Linked DNA regions of Mus musculus: region 2 is linked to region 1. The links are chromatin loops, found by intact Hi-C in ENCODE. Cell type or tissue: left cerebral cortex. All regions are shown on one strand. Links, peaks and the distances in the headings refer to the core of each region. The heading gives the core; the rest is flanking DNA.

Region 1 (10,981 bases), core at 4,481-8,480:
AGGTGCCTGGATCGCTGGCTTGGGGTCTGAGAAGTCCCCACGGACGTCCAAGGAAGACTCCAGCCGAGGTTGCATTCAGGGGCAGAGATGTCACAGTGGGACTTGGTACCTGAGTTGACCCATGGGCTTACTTTGTTTTTTGGTTTTTTGGGTTTTTTTAAACATACATTAAAACAAAGGTATAAATTGTAAAAATGGTCCCAGATAAACTCAAAAGCTCCTAAGTTCACCAGAGAGCTTTCTCCATAAACCTGGTTTGGCTCCGTGTTGGCGGAAGGAGGAGAAGAGAGTGACTGCACAGGTTTGCCCCGAGCTTCTCGGATACAGAGCTTGCTCTGAGAAGAAGGCTCATGAGGTGACATCAGAAACCACGGGTCAAGTGTATGACTGGGTGGTAAACAGCCAGCCACCTCCTTCAAGAAACAACTGTATCTGCTCGGGCTCCCAGACAAATGCTTTATCAGCCTGCTGACCTCACAGGTGCACGTGCCTGTCTGCTCTAAGGTGTCCTATCTTCCCAGTCATCTTAGGAATGGCCCACCTCTCAGTACATAGGCTCTGGCTGTTGAGACACAGGGTATAGAATGCGGAAGTGAACAGCGGCCAAGCGTACTGCTTCCCAGTGTGTACGCCAGGCACGTAGAGAAATACATTAGGTTTGAAGGACAGCATCAGCAGCTAGTTTTTCCAGCGTGACTTAGTTTAATTTGTTCCCCAAGTAAGTCAGTAAAGTTCGCTGTGGTATTACGGTATTAGGAACATACTAATATTTAATATGTTTACCTTGAGGTCAATCTATACTTAACAATGTAAGAGTCTACTACCGGAATAAAAGAAAGAGAGCCTTGATTTCTCCAGCGTGCCAAGAGTGGTGGAAGGTGGGAGAGACAAAAGAGGGTCCCTTGTGTGCATATGATTAACCCAGAGCAATCTAAGGTGAATATGGGATAAATTCATAAGAAGAGGGCAGGAGGCAGTGTGACTTGTGGTTTTAGCCTGTCATTTGTACCATTTGAGACATCTGCCCGTCCCTGTGATGCTATATGAAAGAAGAGCATTGCAATGAACAGTAATGGCTAAGGATCTTGACTAAGTCAAGTCACTCATAGGAAAGATACACCCCAAACCAGCTTTCTTATCATGTAAGATGTTGGCCTACAAACCCAACCTGCAACCCGCTATTAAAGAAAGCAGTTACTAAAGACATTAAGAACCCCCAGTCTGGGTGGTAGGCCAAGCTCATCATGTCTTCCAGTAAAGAAATAGAGAGAATCCAGTGCATAGACAGACAGACTGACTGACTGACGGACTGACTGACTGTTTGGTGTGTATTTACTGTGCACTCCTATTGTTCCCCAGGGCCTTAGTAAGCTAGTGATCATGAGGGGCTTTTGTGCCTTCTTTTAAGTATTGACCATTTCCTTGGCTTACCCCAGCATAGTCCTAAGCATCCAAAAGACAAGGTTTGTTTATCCTTCGGTTACTTGGAAGTCTTTATGTCTGCTCTTTTAATTACATCAGTCTAATTATGAGGGATGTATCAGTGAATTAGAGGGGCATTTTTGGAGTTGTCCATCCGCCTCCATCTGTCACCCCTTTGCTCTGTGTTTTCTGTCCATTGATTTCTTGCGCAGGTCACCCCACAGTGGAAAAGGCTGAGCTCAACTAAGAGGCTGAAGAAAAGATGAGACAGGAGTTAACCTGGGCTAGACTAGGTGGGGAGAGGGGTGCCCCCGTCACATTGGCTCTGAAGTTCTGTCTGTCATCATTTCCCTTTGACATTGATCTGTCAATCAGTGTGATTTGGCAGGGACTGGAGTTTTCAAACCATCTATATTATGGCTCTCTCTCTCTCTCTCTCTCTCTCTCTCTCTCAAGAGCTGCGGACTGTTTGATGGAAGAGTAGGTTACACATAAACACATAGAGAAAGTCACTGAAAGACACTTCCACACTGAGGAGAACAAGTGCCACCTGGTACTGCTTCTGCTCCACATCGGCCTATGCCACTCTTTCTAGAGAGGCGTGGCCTCGCTCCTCACCATTCGAAGGTTCACATCCTCCTCATCAAGAGATGAAGAAGTAATCGGGCATTGCTCCTTGCATTATACACTTGTTTCAAACGTTCTTATTAATTTCTTCTCAGCAACAGAGGCTTCGTTTTGCTGATTTGGTTTCTTTCAATCCAGAAAGGCTTAGCCTAAAGGTAGCTCCCTGAGCTGTACTTTTGGAGACTCTCCAGCTCTTTGAAGCTTGGCCCGCCTACCCGCCACCATCCTGATCTGTGCTTTAGCTGGTTGGCTAAACTGACCCCATCCTCCTGTCAATCAAGTCTCTATTGTATAAATGTCTACACGCCTCGCCACCACGAGAGCAGATCATGCAGCAGCTTTGGGCTTCACCAGCATCTCTGGCCTTCCTTGTTCAAATACTGGATGGAGATTTGTGGCTTCGCCCCTATGGCGTACATGGTTGATTAACTCAGCTAAATAATTAATATTGGTTGGCTTGCTTTATTTTTCAGCGTGCTTTGTTAGAGCACAGTACTTGCCATACTCCACAGCTAGCACATTTGGCTTAACATAGGAGTGTGAATCAGAGTTTTGTAGCCTCTTTGAATAGTTTTCATGAGCTCTTTGAGGTTTTTTTGTTTTTGTTTTTGTTTTTTTGAATCTCAGTTGACATGATTTTGGAGTCTAGAAAGAGTGCTTATTCACATAATAACTCCCTTAATAAACAGTTATGGATTGAGGTGTGAAAAAGATGTAGGAGACTATACAGGCCCGTGGTCCTGTCTTACGCACTTTTTGCTATTTGTAGTCTAGCTGTGGATGTCCTTCAAGGTCTAGATTAGATAAATAGGTAACTGCAAGCATACAGAAAAATTTTGAGCTAGCATAAGAATTCTGTTCAAAATAATACTAGTTTTTTGGGGGAGGGTAGAGGGGAGAAGTATTACATCTAAATATCACTGAAGAAAACCTGCAGATGGAATTACTTATCTTGTGGTAAATTTAGTATGTTGAGGAACTTCTCATCACAGCTGTAACTTAATGTCTTCCCTAATAGCAGTGGAAGAGTACCACTGTCTTTCTGTCCACATCCACACTTGTTACCACCTGTGTCTTGTTTTGTTCTGTTGCAGTCTTCTCAGTAGGTCGGAGATTTTTCTTTCACTTTGTATTCTTCCAATAACTGACAGCACAAGCCACATTGCATGTGTGTATCCACTGCTTTGAACTGAATCTGACCTGGAGATTCACCTTCTAGAATACTTTCCCATTCTAGTTGGGTTTTTCTACCTGGGTTATGGATTATGTTGCTCAGATGTGTCTTCCTTATCATTTAACGGAGCCATCCCCACACTGGTGACTGTCATCTTTTTTTTTCCTGACAGAAACCTTGGAAACATAGGCATAGCCCGAGTCTAATGGACTGTAGCCATTTCTTGTGCAGTCTTTTGGTGTCAAATCCAAGAAGCCATTGCGTCTTCCAGGACCACAAAGAGTCATTTCTGTCTTTTCTAAGAAGGCCATAATTGTGACTTAGATTTAGGCCACAGTGCTCAGATTCATTTTCAGTTAGTTTTGTATATGTAAGACGGGTGTTTCATTTCTGATAGTATAGGTCTACTTGTGCATTTGATGGTACCTGTCAACTCCAGTACTTCTGTGTTTGGCAAGATGTATTAAAATATAAAAAGTGAGAAAGGTGAATCACCCTTTGTAGCCTCTTTGAATAGTTCTCCTGAGGGTTTTGGAATCCCAGTTGACATGATTTTAGAGTCTAGAAAGAGTGTTCATTCCTATAGTAACTCACTTAATAATCTGTTATTGATGAGAGGCAGAGAAGATGAGGAGACTGATGGCCATCCCTCAGCCTGCGACTATGGAGTTGTCTTTCCGCCATTTTTCTCTTTCTACTCACCAAATGGCCCTGGCAGTATTCTCAAAAACCTGTGTACTGAGAGTTCATTTCTGAGTTCTAAACTCCACACGTGTCATGCGTATCTTTACACTGGCACCACACTGTCTTGGTCACTCCATCATTGGGTCACCTTTGGAAATCAAGAGGTGTGAATCCTTCAACTTCCTTTTTCCTTTAATCATTATTTTGTAAATTCCTAATTATGTTTCCATAAGAGTTTATGAAAGCAGAGTCAAGTTAAACACAAGAATGCGGTAGGATTTTGATACGGTTGGCATTGGGTATTCTATTAATTTGGGGAACATTTTTATCTTAATACTGCCTTTTAATCTGTGTCTGTTTATCTAGAACTCTTTAATTTCTTTAAGGAGTGTATTCTTTAAGAAGGTTAACTTCAGAGTATAAGCACTGTACTTTTTTTGTAAATATTCTTTCTAATTCGATTGGGAAATGGGATTTTTAAACTTTATTTTATGAGTGCTTATTGAAATTGTATAGAGATCCAATTTTCATATATTGCAGTTTGTCCCTGTAACCTTGCTGAAGTCATTTATAATATCCAATAGAGTTTTCAGTGATTTTCTGTCTTCAAGATCATGTCATATACATCTAGATATAGGATTAATTTTTCTTTTCCACTCTGATGCCTTCTACTTATTTTCTTTCCTTGATTGTCTTGGCTAGAACTTCAAATATAATGTTAGTCTGATGTGCTAAGAAGAGGTATCATTGGTTTTTTTCTTGGTTCTGGGGGGAAACTTCAGTCTTTCACCATTGCTAAGTATGATGTTATTTGTGAGTCCTTATAGATTATTGTGCTGGCTTCCTTTACCCACTGTGGAAAAAAAAAACACTTAAGAAACACAGATTAAAAAGAAAAGACTTATTTTGGCTCATGGTTTCGTGTTCATTGTCTGGCTACATTGCTCTTAGGGCTATGGCAAGGCAGAAGCATCAGGACAAAGAGGCATAGCAGCCAAAGATCACGAGAGAAAGAGGACGGTCCAGGGATAAGATACACCCCTTAAAGGCATGCCCAAGTTTCTCTAGCAAAAGTCTCCACTAGTAGTTCATTTGGCAATGACCTTAATGGATTAATCAGCTGGTGAAGTTTGTGTCCTTATAAGCCATGTGCATCTCAGTAGCCAGACCTTCACTGCACAGTCCTAGGATGCTGGGAGAAATTGAGTATACAGTGCTGTTTACCAAGTTAACAATGTACAGTGCTGTTTACCAAGTTAACAATGTACAGTGCTGTTTACAGAGTTAACAAAGTTTCTTCCTATTCCTTACTCTTGAGTGTTTTGTTTTGTTTTTTTTTTGTTTTTGTTTTTTTTAATGGCAGAGTTTGGATATCCTTTGGGTATTTGTGTATTCCCCATCATTTGAGAAGGTGCTGTAGTTGAGAGTTGCGGTCCTTTATTCAGTGGACACGTCTTATGGAAATAGCTGATATTTTAATAATTAAACCCATCTTGCATTACATAATAAATGCCAGTTAGTCATGGTGTTTAATCCCATTTATATGTCATAGGATGTGGTCTGCTAGGAGGATCTTTGAGAATGTTTGTCTCATTCACAAGAGATATAACCATCTATAGATTTGTTTTCTGGTGGTGTCTTTTGTCAGGTTGGAATTGGTTTTCAGCAAAAATCTTTGGCGTTGTAAAATATCGAACTATTTTAAATATTGAATTGTTACTCTCTAGCAGAACATAGCCAAGAGACAGACGGTAGAGTGCAAGCTTTCTGCTGGTGGGCTGTGGTTTTTATTTCTGCCATTTGCTAGATATGCAATTTTTAAACAAATGATCCAGAATTCGCTTGCCTCTAAACTCATGATCGTACCTCCATCATAGGAACTGGAGACATGGCTCAGAAGTTAAGAGCACTGCTGCTCTTCCAAAGGACCCAGGTTCAATTCCCACCACACACGTGGCAGATCACATATGCCTATAACCCCAGTTCCAGGGGACCCAACACCCTAACTTAGTCATACATGCAGATGAAACACCAATTCAAATAAAAAATTAAAAATAAAGAGAGCTGTGCATCATAGCTTTGTATTGAGATTAAACAAAGTTATGGATGTTGATGGTCAAGAACTAATAATTACAAAAAACAAGGAAAGCATACCAGCCGGGCAGTGGTGGTGCATGCCTTTAGTCCCAGCACTTGGGAGGAAAAGGAAGGCAGATTTCTGAGTTTGAGGCCAGCCTGATCTACAGGGTGAGTTCCAGGACAGCCAGAGCTACACAGAGAAACCCTGTCTAGAAAAAAGAAAACAAAATAAAAAACAAACAAACAAACAAAAAGGAAAGCATACGAGAGGAACAGAAAAGCCCGCCGAAAGCCCTGACTAAACCTTTGGAAGCAGGAACCAAACCCAGTGTGGGAACAGGACGGTTATTCAAAGAGAGTTATTTAGCAGCGTAAATATGATCTTGTATACACATGAGTGTCATGGTCCTAGAGCTGCCCATTAGGTGGGAGGAAGTCAGTGTAGACCCTGACAAGCGGCATTTCAGCTCCTCTGTGTGAACAGGGTAGCTGTGTGTTTTGTTTTTATGTCACTGTGTGCTAGTCTCTCTGAGAGTTACAGTCAGTTCAGTAAAAAGTTTCCACCAAACTATAACTTCCTGCTGACAGAACTGCCTAAAGGCTGTCTCAAAGGCACACAAAGACGCCACTTAAAAAATGACCTCAAATGTGCTTTGTTTGGTTATTATTGTTAAATATAATTACATCATTTCCTCTCCTTCTTTTCGTCCTTCAAATTTCTTCCCATGTATCTCCCTTTCCACCTTTGTTCCCTCTTGAAACCATGGCCTCTTTCAAAGACAGACAGACAGACAGACAGGGAGAGAGACAGAGAAAGGGAGCATACAATATAAATACAACCAACTCAATCCACCTAGTGTTGCTCTTATGTATTTGAATTCAGAGTTAACTACGTAGCATTGGATACTCGGGGAAGATTCTTTCTCTCCTCTTAGCATCTTTGTTGTAGTGTGTGTAGTTCTTTGCGTATGGGTGGGTCCCCATGAGATACGCCCTCTCCCACATGCCTCCTCTGTTTTGACTCTTTGCAGAAACAAAGCCAGCCTGCGTGTTCAACAGCGTGGAGTATTACGACGGAGACATGTTTCGAATGGACAACTGTCGGTTCTGCCGATGCCAGGGGGGTGTCTCCATCTGCTTCACGGCGCAGTGTGGGGAACTGAACTGCGAAAGATACTATGTGCCTGAGGGGGAGTGTTGCCCTGTGTGTGAAGGTGGGTGAGCTCCCTGCAGGCTGTACAGTTCAGAGCTTTTATTTCAAAACCAGTCTAATTTAGAGGAATCTTAAAGAAGTCCCTGGGTAGTGAGTGGTCTCTTTTAGATGTTGGTAGTGACTTGGAAATACTTCCCTGAGGAAAACTCTGCTTTGAGCACAGTCCTCTGTCACAGGTTCTACAACATGACATGTCATTTCCCTGGTTGCTTTCTGTTTCTCCCACACAGTTGTAGTGGTCACTAAGTACAGGGATCACTCTTTGGTCTACACCCTGGCGTTGGAATTCCTCATCTCCTGTTCGTGGATTGCTCAGCTAGAGTTAATACAGCCATCACCGTCTGTCTAGTCCAGTCAGCTCAGACCCAGGACCCTACTGCCATTTTTCCCTGGAAAAGGGGTGTTAATTAGAGTCAAGTTGCAGATGGGTGAGGCAGCAGCAGCAGCGTCAGGACCAGGCATGTGTCACATGTGACTTCTAGGGGACGTGTTGATTCTGTATCCCTCTCTTGTTCAAGCAGTGGTATTTGCATATTCCTGCAGCAGACTCATCCCGCCTCAGCAAGTCATAAGTAGTGAAATTTCAGGCCTGCTACGTGATTTGCATCCACCACACCCCATCCCCTTAAGTACCAGAAAGCTGAAGTACATAAAAATCAAAGATAAAACTGACTTTGCAAGGATGCCAGGAGCAATGGGATGCCAAGAGCAATGGTCCAGGAATTCTTTCAGGCTCTTTCAGCCTGCGGTGTCATCTGACCACATACTGTTTTCAGATAGGGTCAGTCACTTGAACCGTGTTGTCCTGATTGTCTTTAGTCCAGAGATCTGTGACTGTCCTTCACTCACAAAGCACAAGGGCACAGTGGCCTGTTCAGTTCTATACTTTTCCCCTTAAAATCCGTTTGATGTCTGTGCTGTATTTATCATAGAGTCCTGATGTCCCGAAGTCCCTAAAGTAGGACATCTCTGTTCCTAACACCGAGAGCAGTTGTTCATAATAATGAGTCCTCTCCTTGCTCGGAAAAAAAAATATTTTAGCCAAGACAGGAGAAAAGTAGTTCAGGTTTTATGTGTCGCCGAGGATTTAAAAAAGAAAATCACTGCAGACTTTTAACTTTCCCAATTGATTGTTCTCTAACCAACCTTGGTTTGCAAAAGAGTCAGAAACTACATCACAGTTAGTGCTTTTAAAACAGATTGGAACCTCTATGTTCATAGTGTTACCGAGCTGCCTGCACAGTTATCTGATTACCTCCCCCTTCCCAGAATTCAGGACCAAGCTCAAAGCAGAGTGGCCTATGCATTGTAATATTTTCTTTGAAGGACTTGAGAAAGCCCTGGCTACCTGAGGGCTATAGACCACTTCCATCTAACTTGTGTATAAAACCCTCCGCCTCATTAGAACAAACGCTAACCTCTGAACTTGACCCGGGCTCTCTGTTCTTGTTGACGCCAGCTTTTACGTATTTTTAGTAAAAAGAATGGAGTAATCTTTCGATGGTTCTCCTTACAGGGGTACTTAGGGATATTTTTGCATCCACTATTTATGTTCTTGTCAATCATTTCAGAATATTCCTTTTTATGGTAGCCTTGTCTAATTCTGTCCTTCAACCTTGCCTGTTACTTAGCTGCCCAAATTATGGCAAGGAAAATGGTGTAAGTTCAGTCCTCCTCCGGGGGACCCCAGAGACCCATGGGATGTCCAGACCAGCCTTACCCTGCACAAGGCTGTATTGAGAACCTTATGTGTTCCTTCCCGGTATCCTTATGGACTTGTAGATATTGTCAGAGTGAGCTAACTTAGTTCCAGAAGCAACAGTACCATTCCAGTTCAGTGGACAAGCTCTTTCTGCCTTCCAGAAATCATGGTGTAAACTATTTAATACTAGCATCTCAGGAGACTTTCTCAGAATCTCAAATGGGCCTCTGTTTTCCAAGTACCCGCCCTTGTCTCTGTCCCCACTTTTTGCCCACCTGAGGAGCAATGGCACCTGCATACCTGTTTCTAGGTCACGTTCATCCTGATACTAATTTCAGGTTGAGAAGGTAGAAGTCCGTTATGACCGCTGCCTTTGGATGTCATCTCAGGGACCCCTTCGTGTTAGTCCCCGGCTTCCACTGATAGGAGATGGAATAATGTTGAGGGATGGAGACGGGAGGAAACTGTCTTCAGGTGCAGGTACAGGCAGAGGTCAGATTCGCAAGGCTTCATACCATTCTGAACTCATGCTTTGCTCTAGATCCCATCTATCCTCTTAACAACCCTGCTGGCTGCTATGCCAATGGCCAGATCCGCGCCCACGGGGACCGGTGGCGGGAAGATGACTGTACCTTCTGCCAGTGTATCAACGGAGAACCTCACTGCGTGGCCACGGCCTGCGGGCAGAGCTGCATGCACCCAGTGAAAGTGCCCGGGGAGTGTTGCCCCGTGTGTGAAGGTAAGCACTACAGTTCTAATGAGCATCTGGCACACCTCCTCCTGTTGGAAGAAGTGTTGGCCAGTATGGTCTCGTTTCCCTTTTTTATGTCCTTGGGTGTAATGTCTGCTTCGTGCCGTTACCAGTTGCAGGCAAATTTATTATGCAGCCCAAATTCGTCATTAGGGGGAAGTGTTGCAAATTTAAAATGAGAGTCACATGGGCCTTACTCTATCATTGCGTTGTGCTTGTCTGAATACATTACACAGCACAAGGATGCTTATATTTTGACTCAGTTCACTGCGAGCCTACTTAATACCCAAAGGTCAAGACAAGGAAATAAAATCAGGAGTTAGAGCTGCAACTTAGGTACCGCACGTTCAACTTGCGAAATACCACGTAGCTGAAGAATGCTGACTGCCAGGAGAAAATCCCAGCATCCCCAAAGGCAGGTCACACGGGCCTGTGCCTCATACTGAGCACACTTCTGCCTGCCTCTAAGGCTGACATGAGGCTGCTGGGTTCTCTAATTCTTTGCCTTCTAGCCTGGCTCCCCACATTTGCTGTGTCTTTTCCTGCTCAGGACGAAGTGGCTGAGGCGTGCTAGGTGCCTGTCTCTGAGCCAGCTGCTACCCAGTTCATTTTCTGTACTGTGAGAAGGTACTTTGCAGACATACTTAACTCACCATTGCCAGTCCCCATAGGAAAGGACTGTTTATGCTGACACAGCCAATGGGGGAATCCATGCTCAAGAAACAGTTTTGCATAGTAAAATAAAGGATAGAAGTCAAAATGTATGTTGAAAATGGATCCTTGTAGAATTTGTAAAACACACAGTTAAGATAGAAAATGATCTAATTAAGGTCTTTTTAGTATGAACAGTGTGTGTGTGTGTGTGTGTGTGTGTGTGTGTGTGTGTGTGTGTGTTAATAGGGGAAACTCCTCCAATGAGGGCTGAGTAACGCACTGATCTATGGGCACAGCAACATATCATCAGGAGTCATTCATTGGATTGCTGTGTTCCTTCAACAGGATAATAGTACTAGGTTTGTCCCCTAGGCCCATGACATATGGTATCAAGAAATCCTTTGGTAGTATCTGAATTTTAGTAAATTAAGCATCAGTTTAGTGAATGGAGTCATTAGCCTTAGAAGGACTAGATTTGCTTAAGACCTTAAAAATCATGGGTTTTGTCTTGTTTTAAAAAAGAATGGAAGCTGGAGGACTCTTGAATTGTTGACATCGCCAGCCCTGCCACTGTTACCTACACAAAGTACAGCGGCCAACCCTCTGACTCTATAGCTTCCAGGAGACAGATTTGCGCGGACCTCCCCCCTCCCCCACCCCCCACACACACAGCAT
Region 2 (10,981 bases), core at 2,405-6,404, 62 kb before region 1:
AGTGGCTGCCTGGCCCAGCTGTGTCCAGCTGAACCCTAGCCCTACACACACACGCACACACACACAAAAAAAAAAAAAAACATTTTCTTCTATAGAATCCCAGCCCTCTGAGTGGCCACAGGGACAGCTAGGTGACATGAGCACTTGCTGAGATTCCCCCAGAGGGAAGTGGGAGGTGGTTCTTCAGTGCCTGAGAACAGACCGGCTGCTCTGAGCTGGGTCATCTCCACCAACCAGAGGGTGTGGACCATCCCAGGTTTCCTGAGCCACTCGCCGTTCAAATGTGTGCCCCATTCGTTAGTGTCATTCTTATTCCCAGGCCATTATCTGGTACCGTGGACACTTCACCCAAGTCAGGTGAAGTGTCCACAGTCTTTTTACTAGAGAGAGGAGGGGAGTCTATGAGAGGAAGCTCAAGCATGATTTTATGAGCACAGTGGCTTTAATGTGAATCTGCCTTCTGTCAAAAGCTGATGGTTTCAAGTGTCCGTATGGCCTGTCAGGGTAGGGAAGGATTTTTTGGTAGACTTATTTTATGCTTTTCCAGGCTTGCAGTATTGCATGTTTATTAGTATCTTGGTTAAGAGGTCATCTGGGAGGAACAGTTCCTTAAATATAGGTTTTCTTTCTCCTTCTCCTCTCCTCTCCCCTCCCTCCTTCTTTCCTTCCCTCCTTCCTTTTGTTCCTACTTTTTTTTTTTTGGAATGAAAATGGAAAGATCTTTGTGAATGAAAGGGACAAAGTTGAATGCATACAACTCCACACAGATGTGCCCCCCTCAGCTCCCAGTAAGAAGCTAGTTTCTCCCACTTGCAGCTGAAAGTCACCAGGATCAACCTTCTGTGGAGCGTGAGGGTGACTTCGTTCGTCCTTTTCCAGGATTGATCATCCCATCGTGTTCTTTCCAGGCTTGTGTTCGCCTCAGAACCCCAGCCTCACGTTTCGCTTTTTTTTAATACACTTTCTTACCATCTAGGAAGATGTTCACCCAGGCAGTGACATACTCAGGACAGCCAGATGCAAATGGAATGGCGCTGAGCGTGGGAGCTGAGGGAGATAGACATTCATGAGCAACAAAAATCAATTGGACGGAGTTTTAATTAGTTGCAAAGCCCTTCTGTGACTCATAGACAGGCTGTTTACCTCTAGATCTGATGTCTCTGTTCCTTGTGAAATGTGCGACTTTCTCAAGAAAGTCATTTCAGGGTTCATTAACATTCAACCTTTGGTTTAAAAAAGTTTAGAAATGTCCTACTCATAAAATTTGACACATCCCCTAGTACTTATTGACTGCTGCCACGCATAGGGTAGTAGCCTGGGCACTCAGATAATCTCTTTGGGTATGGGGTTCCTCTTGTAATGGTGTATGGGCGCTAAGACAAGAAGAGCAGCCCACATAAGCTGCTCCTGCTGCTGGAGTCCTGGGCATTGTCTTTTCTATGGCACCTTCCTGCTTTTGATTTGTGACCCCTGTTGCTCAGTGTTTTTTGCATCAGGAGGAAGTGATGCAGTAAGTGGTGACTGCAGAGCTGGGGAGGGAAGAGATTAACACAAGATGAATTAATGTGTGTGTGGTTTTCAGGGGCTGGACTGTTCCTCTGAATCAAGGATGTATTCTTTGTTTCTGGCTGACGACTTCCTAGTTTTCCAGCGGGTAGGGGAACCTTTTATTCTTTTCTCTGTCGCTGGAAGTCTTTTTTTTTTTTAATTTTTTTAATTTCCCGAAAAGCAAGTACAGTGTTTTCTGCTTATCAGCGGCCTTTCTTTTCCTGTTCCAATAACAAGAGAACAATAGAGGAATTTAATAATGTTTAAAGATTGATACCACTTTCGCCCAATGTATCCATATATTTGTCTGCAGATAAAAATTGAGGTTTTATGAAACAGAGGAAAGCATTTTGCTGGTAATATGAACCAAGAGCGTCATCTATGTCTCTCCATCCCCCCCTTTCCTTTCCCTTTCATCTAGTTCAGAGAATGAAATGGGTTTTATTTTTCTCTTTAAAAAAAAAATGTGTTCAGGATATCTGCTGTTAAAAGAACAGAAATTAATAAGATTGGTAAGTACACTGGTTGAGCTCTGCCAGAAGGGTCTGTAGTGGCATCTAGAAGACCTCCTAGTTTCATTTAATGTATTTATATTATATTATATTCTATTATATTATATTATATTATATGAGAGATTCTTATTTACTGTTCATAGACTTTTTAAAATACCAGCAATGTGTGTCTTTTCAACAGTGGATGAAAAGGCCACGAATGAGAGTTTTGGTGCAGTTTGTAGTGTGTGTGGCCTTTCAGATGATTCCTGCAAATTGTGTGTGTGTGTGTGTGTGTGTGTGTGTGTGTGTGTGTGTGTGTGTGTGTGTATGTGTGTGTGTGTATGTGTGTGTGTGTGTGTGTGTGTGTGTATGTGTGTGTGTGTCTGTGTGTGTGTGTGTATGTGTGTGTGTGTGTGTGTATGTGTGTGTGTGTGTGTGTATGTGTGTGTGTGTGTGTGTGTGTGTGTGTGTGTGTGTGTATGTGTGTGTATGTGTGTGTGTGTGTATGTGTGTGTGTGTGTGTGTGTGTTGACCTGTCTCTTTTTGGTCATTCTAGGAGCTTTGACCTCAAGGGACCTTACACCATTCTCTGGTGTGTGAAACGGAAACTTAGGTTCTCGGTTGTGTCTGATCCCAGGGCTTGGTAAGCAGTCAGGGTTTTAACCGGCCTAACTACTTCCCACATGACATTTACAGCAATATTTCTCTCTGCTTTACCGAAGAGAAAGTAAGATTTACACTTTCTTAGTACCTGTTGGCCCTCTGCTCGCTAATCAGACTGGAATCTTCTAAATGCTTTCCTGTTGAGAGCCAGCTTGTCTCTGTCCATCAGGAATGTTGCAAATGGAATTAGGCTGTGGTCTTGTTATATATCTTAGCATGATGTGTGACTCAAAAATGTTATCTGCATGTTCCTTTATGCCTCTCTGACTGGACCCATGTCTGCTAAATGCCTCTGGGAAGTTTTTTGTTTTTGTTTTTGTTTTGTTTTGTTTTTCTACATCAAGGATTAACATGTGTAATCATATGTGTATATATGACTAATAGGTAATACTTGGCAATCAGCGTGTCTGTCTCATTAGTTCTGCTGTGTGTGTGTGTGCACATCCACATATGTGCTGTTAAATATAACAAAGCTGGTAATGGTGTTACAGTCCCTGGTTACAAGTTTCCTGAAAGCTTTGCTCCTCTTTGATGGCCGTGGATTCCCTGGCTATACAGACATTCCAGCCATTCTTTCTAAGAGCCGGTGTGATTTTTATACGCTTTGTAAACATCTGTGGGAGAAAAGAACAAGCTATAACTCTTCAAATAAATATTATTCAACCTCCTTCCACTTTCATTTCCCTTATCACTGGGACAACCACACCCAAGTTTGCTATTAAACTATGTTGTCTATCAGCTTCCCACATGCCAACAAAGCAAAGGAAACACAACAGATAAAGTTGAATACTGTCTTCCTTCTGTTGACATTTCTACAGCAACAAGTCAGAAAGTTTGTCTCCTCTGAATAGGCAAGAGGTGTCATGGGTCAGGATCAGATGGCATACCCACTGGTAACCATGAGGACTCTCAGCAGAGTTATGTAGAACATTCTGGAATTCTGATGAATGGAAGAAGAGTGACTATTAACTTACAAACTGCTTGCTTCATTTTTCTATCTATGGAGAGGAAAAAATGGAGGCACAGGTAAAGCTGTCGTGGGATGTCAGGTCTCCAACTGTCAGAGTCAAGGCCATTTCAGCTCTCCCTGTGTCAGCGGTTCTCAGCCCTCTGGGTCACAACCCTTTTGTGTGTGTGTGGGGGGGGGGGGCGTCTAATGACTTTCAAAGGAATCTACTAAGACCATCATCAGAAAATAGATCTCTATATTACAATTCTTAGCAGTAGCAAGATTAGTTACAAAGTAGTAATGAGACTATGGCTGGAGTCCCCTGTGGTCTTACAGTCCCTGGTTACAAGTTTCCTGAAGGCCTTGCTCCTCTTTGATGGCTATGGATGCCCTTCTAACCTCTGGCCATAAAGACTATGGTTGGGAGTCACCGCAGCATGAGGAACTGTGTTAAAGGACCCTAGCTTAGGGAAGTTGAGGACCACTGCTCTAAGTGAAACTTTGTCTTGGAGAAGCTCCTGTATTTGGCCATTCTTGTGGTGGGAGGATTTTGCTGAATTTTATGGCACTGAAGTCTTCACTGCATGTTAGAGCTGTATACAAAATCCCGAGGGGACTTCGATGCTTCATGCTTTTTACTGTCAGTTCTCCAGTAACAAGCCCAGCAAGATTTCTTTTATTATTATTTTTTTTTGGCCACTCCTCTCCTCCAAAGTTCCTTCTGTTTCAGATTTGTTTCCGAAAAATCCATTACAACTCATAGCAGCAAATGGCGTGACTCGCTCCCTCCATGACCATTTGTTTATGATCATGGCTGATTTGCTACAAAGAGCAAGACAGTGGATACAGCGTGTGTTATTTACTATCATCTGATGCATGATAAAAATAAAAAAAAAGTGAGAGAATGTTCCCAAAGTGTTAGAAATCACAATGCGTAGACACACTGCAGCATAAGGAGGCAGTAAATGTGAATTGGGCACAAGAATGACTTCCTTCGCCCACTGGCACTTTAAAGGGACTTGGACTATCAGTTAAGAAAAAAAGCACTAGGATTTTAAATAAGCTGAGCTTGGAAGTAATGTTCGGATTTTCCGTATATGCTGCTGAATAAACTCTAGTGTGTTAAATGTCAGTTAAATGTGTGTCGCCAGCATACCTAATAAAAAGAGAGGATGACCAAAAAAAAAAAAAAAAATCTACCCAAGGCTTTAAGATCCCGGGGCCCTTTAATGTGCTTTTGACCTTCAGTTAACGGACATAGTCCCAGAGCAGAGGAAATGCCTTAAATTCTAGCATCTGCGTTTGTTTCTGTATCCTTTTGGCACCATTACAACAGCAGGGCTTTTCTTTCCTTTTCATTTTTTTTTCCACACAGTACAGTCAACACAGGTTTTTCAAACAAGTTGGAAAGGACAGGGCAGTCACGGGGCCAAAAGCAACGTCCCTGCCCAGTGCTGGGTGGCAGGGCCTGATTGAATGGCTTTGCTGTTTCAAGGAAGTCTAGAACCGAAAAACCAACCAACAGGAGCCCACACAAACCCAAACTTCAGACAAAATTAGATACCTAGGTGTGTGTGTCTAAATACACCTACGTGGAGCCAGTGCGGGATAGGGTGAATGCTGTCTTATGTTTGGACCTGTTGAATCTTTGTCAGGTGTGACCGGGTTATTCCATTTCATGTGGTTTTTGGATACTCCCTTGGATTTCCAGCTGTTTGAAGATTATTTCTTCAAGGGCTCTTTTTTTTTTTCTGTAGTTGAGAAAATAAGTTGGTTTCCATTGAAGTCCTTGTAAAGTGTGTGTATTCAGACAGGCAGTGTTTCCTTTCAGCTCCCTTAGAATTTCAGCCAGTCTGTCCTTTATCCTTAGTAAAAGGTCACTTAAGCCTTTGAGATAGACCAGTGAGACCCGATTCTCTTTCCATTAGTAAAAAATTCAAAACAAATAATTGGAAGTATGTGTGCATTATCCTGAATTCCCAGCTTCGCACCTTGGGGATTTGTGTGTGTGTGTGATGTTTTCTTCGACGTTGAATAGCGTAACACGGCATCTCTGACCTAGATGGCTTTTGTGGGACCTTCCTTTGGTAGAGCATTTTCATGCTTTCCATGTCCGTAGTGTTTCATTGGTTTGTGATGTGCTGACATAGAGGACTTAGGGGAAGTAACGTGTGCATGGATGCTTACGAGCAAGATTCTGAAAAGTAGCCCTTGAAAGTTGTTTTCCAAAGGTAACTGACTCAGAAAAGCTTTTGTCTGAAGTCATAGTCCCCAGTGTGTTCATTTTTTCATTCATCTGCTCTTCATTCATTCATTCATTCATTCATTCCCCAGTGTGTTCATTCACTCACTCACTCACTCACTCACTCACTCACTCACTCACTGATACCTGTTGCAGACTTGCTGTGTGCCACACAGCTCAAGATGAACAAGGTGGGCAAGGCAGTGTCCCTCCCAGTCCTGTGGTTGCATGGAGCATGAGCAGAATCATAGAGTGGGAGCTGATTCCCAGGGTTCTGAGACGGAGACAGGATACTCAGAGAAAGCTGTATCTGCAGAGATGGCTTTGTGAGTTGGACTAAAGGGAGAAAGGTGTTACCTGGCCCACGAGCCTAGAGGAGGGGATGGAGAGAGACAGCTCTGCCATGAGGAATACTTCTGCTCTTGTCAGAGGTCCTCCAGGCACCCACATTGAGTAGCTCACAACTACCTGACTCCAGATCCAAGGGTCTCAGATACCTGTGCACATGCCCACACATATACATATACATATACATATACATATACATATACATATACATATACATATACATCATATAAATCTACATAAACATATACATATCCTCAAACGTAAATCTTATAAAACAAAACATACAAACGAAAATCTGTGCCAGGCGCAGTGGTGCACATCTTTAATTCCAGAGCTTGGAAGGCCAGTGGATTTCTATGAGTTTGAGGCTAGCCTGGTTCAAATCGCAAGATTCAGGCCAACTAAGACTGTAATAGCGAGATCCTTTCTCAATAAAGCAAAACAAAGCCAAAGTTAAAAATTAATCATAGCAGCAATTATACTAAACAATAAATAAATAACAAGCCCGGAGAGACACCTGTAAGTGATCTTACTGTGGGAGAAAATCGCCTAACATGGGAGTCACAAGAATTGGGTGGCAGGAGAGGTTAGGAAAGAACTCCGTCACACAGACTGTAAAGTAATAACTTTTGATTTTTACCCACAATGCACTAGGAATCTGTAACAGTGCTTTAAGCTTCAGCTGTGATAGAAGGAAGTGCTATTTATGAAATCAACTCTGGCCACTCTGAAAAAAAGCTGATTTTCCCTGGGGGCTGCAGGATTATTGGGGGAATTCTTTTCAACACTGAAGGAGAATCCTGGTGGCCAGACCAGGGTGTTGATGGAAGAGGCAGAGAGAAGGGTGTGGATCCTTGTGTCCTGGAAATACTCTGCTGGAGTCCTGGGGGTCAGGTTAGGAGATGGATTTGGAAATGATCACCAGCTTTCTACCTTGAGTCGTGGGTACCCTTTCCCATATGAGGAGGGATGGAGGGTTAAAGTGAGCCTTTGGAATCTGCTGAACTGTATCAAGGTAGAGAAGTTTTTGCAACCCTTTCTTCCTGTGTGGATGGTGTTTGGAAGGTAAGGGAACCCAGGTACCCCCCCCCCCCCCGATCTTTGAAGAATGATTGTTATTCTTCCCTAGGGACATCAGCAAAATTCATATCCCAATTTGCTTGGCTTCTCTCTAAAATTATTCACAAAATCTTTAAGTTTTCTCCCAGGAGCATCTACTGTTTCAGGCATGATTATGTGAGTGTTGGAATCCCTGGAGAACCAGGGCCCGCTGAGGCAGATACAAGTTGATTTGTGTTGTAGCTCATGCATATTCCACACCACGCAGAGCCTCTCCATCCCGGCCCTCCAGTCCCTAGCTGAGAGTACACCCTTGAGTGTGCTGGAACTTGGTTCTGTGTTCAGGCTCCTCGACATCCCCCGTTACACTTTATTCTCCTTGCTGTCACCCTGGAAGCTGAGGCCGGTGCCTTGCAGGTAGAAAAATTACTAACAATGAGTCAGGGTTGGGGAGATCGAAACCAAGTTAGGAAAGAGAAGTCACGATGACATGAAAATCTGAATCAGACCTTAGGTTATAGCCATCACGGAGGATTAGGAGAAAGATAACGTGCAGCACAGGGAATGCAAGGTTGTCCCAATCACGAACACTAAGGACGTGCTGTACATAGATGGCAGTGAGCATTCTAAAGCTTAAAATTCATTTGCTGTCTAGAAGAAGGCAAGGTTTTGTGAGTGCTAAGCACCCTTGAGCAGAAACATTGTGGCTGGAGAGTCCCTGTTGATAGGAAATGAGGCACTAACTACCATTAGTAACTTTGTATTTGTATCCTGAAAAGAAAAGGCATAGCAGGTCTTCTCTTTCTTTCTCTTTCTCTTTCTCTTTCTCTTTCTCTTTCTCTTTCTCTTTCTCTTTCTCTTTCTCTTTCTCTTTCTCTTTCTCTTTCTCTTTCTCTCCCTCCCTCCCTCCCTCCCTCCCTCCCTCCTTCCTTCCTTCCTTCCTTCCTTCTTTCCTTCCTTCCTCTGTATTTGGGTTTACTTGTGCCTTTGTTTTATTTAAGCTCAACATTTTGGCTCTGGTAATTTTTTTTTTCATATCGCTACTGCCAGCTTTTTTTAAGATACAGAAGGAAAATAATATCTGCTGTTTGTAGTTGAAAGAAACCCTGGCATGAATTCCTCTAGAAACTTAAGAGAGAAATTATTAGCCATATCCAGACAGTAGCAAACTGGCTCAGATTCTCCCTCCCCTGAGCATTCCTGATTAATGGGGGAATCTGTTCTGTGGTCAAAAAGCCTCCTTCTCAAGCCCAGGGTGTCCTGGCTGCAGACATGACCAGCTGAGCAGCTGCAGACACAGCCAGGGCTGGACTTGGGACGCTCCGCCACCGCCACCAAGTGCGGAAGATGATGGACAGGAGCTGGGAGGAAGGAGCATCCCGAACGGTGCAGCTGTATCACCTGGTAACCATGGTAACCTCCCAGTGGAGCCCCTCAGCGGTGGCGCTTGCTGCTCTTGGGAGCCTGTGTGGGCTGTGCAGTGGGGCTCTTTCCTTCCTGCATTCTGACTTTTATCCAGGTCACTTTCACTTCTGTGTCTTTAGAGGTTGGCTTGCTCTAAGCTCCTCTTGATATCTGTTCCACTTCCCCACCTCTCCCACTATACCACTCTCTTCTATTTGCCTCTGCCGGGCTTCTCTTCAACTTTCCTCGCCCCTGTACACAGAAACAGCCTATTGGCCTCTTTCCAGCAATAATAACCCACTATTTATTATTATTATTATTATTATTATTATTATTATTATTGCCAACTTAAAACATTGCTCAGTTTAACAGTGTAGAGTTTGTGGCAGCACTGATGGCCTGAAGATAAAAAATATTATCATAAGAGATGGTTCATCCCTATCTTCTGGTAAGTTTCCCCTGATTGCATTGATTTCAGAGGTCTCTTATCTCAGTGTCTGGGAGTCTTGTAGGTGTCTCCATGCTGAAGGACTGTCTACTGCTACTGCATCTGTGAGGCCCTTAAAACAATACCTAGATCTACAGGAAGTCAGTGATAGGTAAAGCCTTAACCAAAGAATTTTAGTGTAGCAAAAGATTCAGCAGTAAAAGACAGGACTCCAATTTGAGGTACGCCCAGCATTCTTGAGGAGGCTTTGGAGCCATTAGCTAGACTAGGTCAGTGGAATGAAATTAGCATTGTGTTAGTTTCAAAAAGCCCACAAGAGTGCTAAGGAAGGAGTCTCAGTCTGACTGAGGAGATGGAAGATAGCCTTGGCTCTCAGAGAAGGTAGCAGTTTACTTGACTCTAAGGAGGACAGGATTTTAAAGATAGCATAGGGGCTGGAGAGATGGCTCAGCAGTTAAGAGCACTGACTGCTCTTCCAGAGGTCCTGAGTTCAATTCCCAGCAACCACATGGTGGCTCACAACCATCTGTAATGGGATCCGATGCCCTCTTCTGGTTTGTCTGAAGAGAGTGACAGTATATTCACATACCTAAAATAAATAAATCTTAAAAAAAAAATGGCATAGGACAGAGCACCATCCAGAAAGAACATGGAGACAGTGATAGTCTCTAGAGGAAAGCCCTGGGGAAATGGGGGTCACAGAGAGCAGCTCTCCAGAATTTAAGAACAGCCATGAGAGGAGCAAGCTTTAAGTGTTTTGAAAAAGTCTGTAGTGAAGGGATCAGGTGTGAGGAGAAATTGTTCCCTGGAAGGAGAGAGAGATACCCAGGAAGAGTGTCGTCTTGTTTGTAAATGTTGGCTGTGCGCATGCCCACAGACCAAGGACTGCGTGCAGAAGAGGATCCGCGGGCCCACACTCCCTCTTCCCGGCTTTCTCTGTTGTTGGTATGCATGCTCTTGTTCTGTCATGCCCTGCATGCCTCTCTTGACTGTTGTGCAGTGTGAAGGTGGGGTACACCTGCTAAGCCAGACATGAGGTAAAGCCGCCTTCTGTCAGCAGGCAATCACAGCTACAGATCTCTATACCTTTGGACTCTATAGGAGCCAGAGTACAGAGGCATGCCTAGCTCTGTTCTCCTTAGGTCTCGGGCCTGAGATCTCCCTGGATTAATGGAAGGCTGATCGCTCAACTTCAAGGAGCCATGTCTTCCTTAACTAAAATGAGGAGGTGGCTTTGGCTTTAGTATCCCCACTGCTTTAGACCCAAGCCCTATCATTCCATTTTCTAGCTTTTCTCTTCTTCTGTGGTTACTTTCATCCCCTTCCTCATCTGCTTTAATTATTGTCCCAATTTAGCAACACTTTATCTGTGATAAGTACACGTGCCTACTGCTAACTTAACACATGCACGTTTATAGACATTTTCTGAATAAAGAAGCTAAATAATATACAGGCATCCTGTGTAAAAAGAAAACAGTTCTCTTGGAGATAAAAACCAAAGTTGCGGTTATAACAACAAGTCTTTATTGTTAGAGCAGCGGGGAGATTTTTTTGGGCAAGGGCAGGTCGGTTCTATGGCATTAAAACACAGACTTTAATCAATTTCATTAATGACTTTGTCTCTTTAGTTTACCTTCCTCTATGGTTTTTCGACAGTTGGGATTTATGCCTGGGTGGGATCGTGTTCAGAACCGTACCTGGTTAGTTTTTGTCAACTTGACACAAGCTAGAGTCATCTGAGAAGAGGGAAATTTAATTGAGAAAGATAGCTCCATCTAACTGGCCTTCAGGCACATCTGTGGGGGCGTTTCTTGATTAATGATTGA

Evidence for each region. Hi-C counts contacts between places; a loop is a spot of excess contacts. Peaks named below come from ENCODE experiments on the same cell type or tissue, not always from the same donor. Only the 100,000 strongest peaks of a DNase experiment are listed, where the experiment ranks them.
Region 2: it touches region 1 in a loop (2.1-fold over the local background); 1 of 42 quality-filtered maps calls a loop at or near these places.

What each region holds. Positions count from the first base shown.
Region 1 is chr17:78,306,107-78,317,087 of GRCm38, forward strand. It overlaps Crim1 (cysteine rich transmembrane BMP regulator 1 (chordin like)), which reads left to right. Exons shown (of 17, transcript NM_015800.3): 6 at 7,018-7,200; 7 at 9,443-9,640. Among named protein-coding and RNA genes, the nearest start is that of Gm52306, 23 kb to the right of the region's middle. In left cerebral cortex, for the core only: a CTCF peak has its summit at 6,844; DNase peaks (open chromatin) are centred at 7,100 and 7,729.
Region 2 is chr17:78,245,731-78,256,711 of GRCm38, forward strand. The region is part of intron 2 of Crim1 (cysteine rich transmembrane BMP regulator 1 (chordin like)); the gene reads left to right. Among named protein-coding and RNA genes, the nearest start is that of Gm41620, 30 kb to the right of the region's middle. In left cerebral cortex, for the core only: no CTCF peak of the experiment used is centred there; a DNase peak (open chromatin) is centred at 4,652.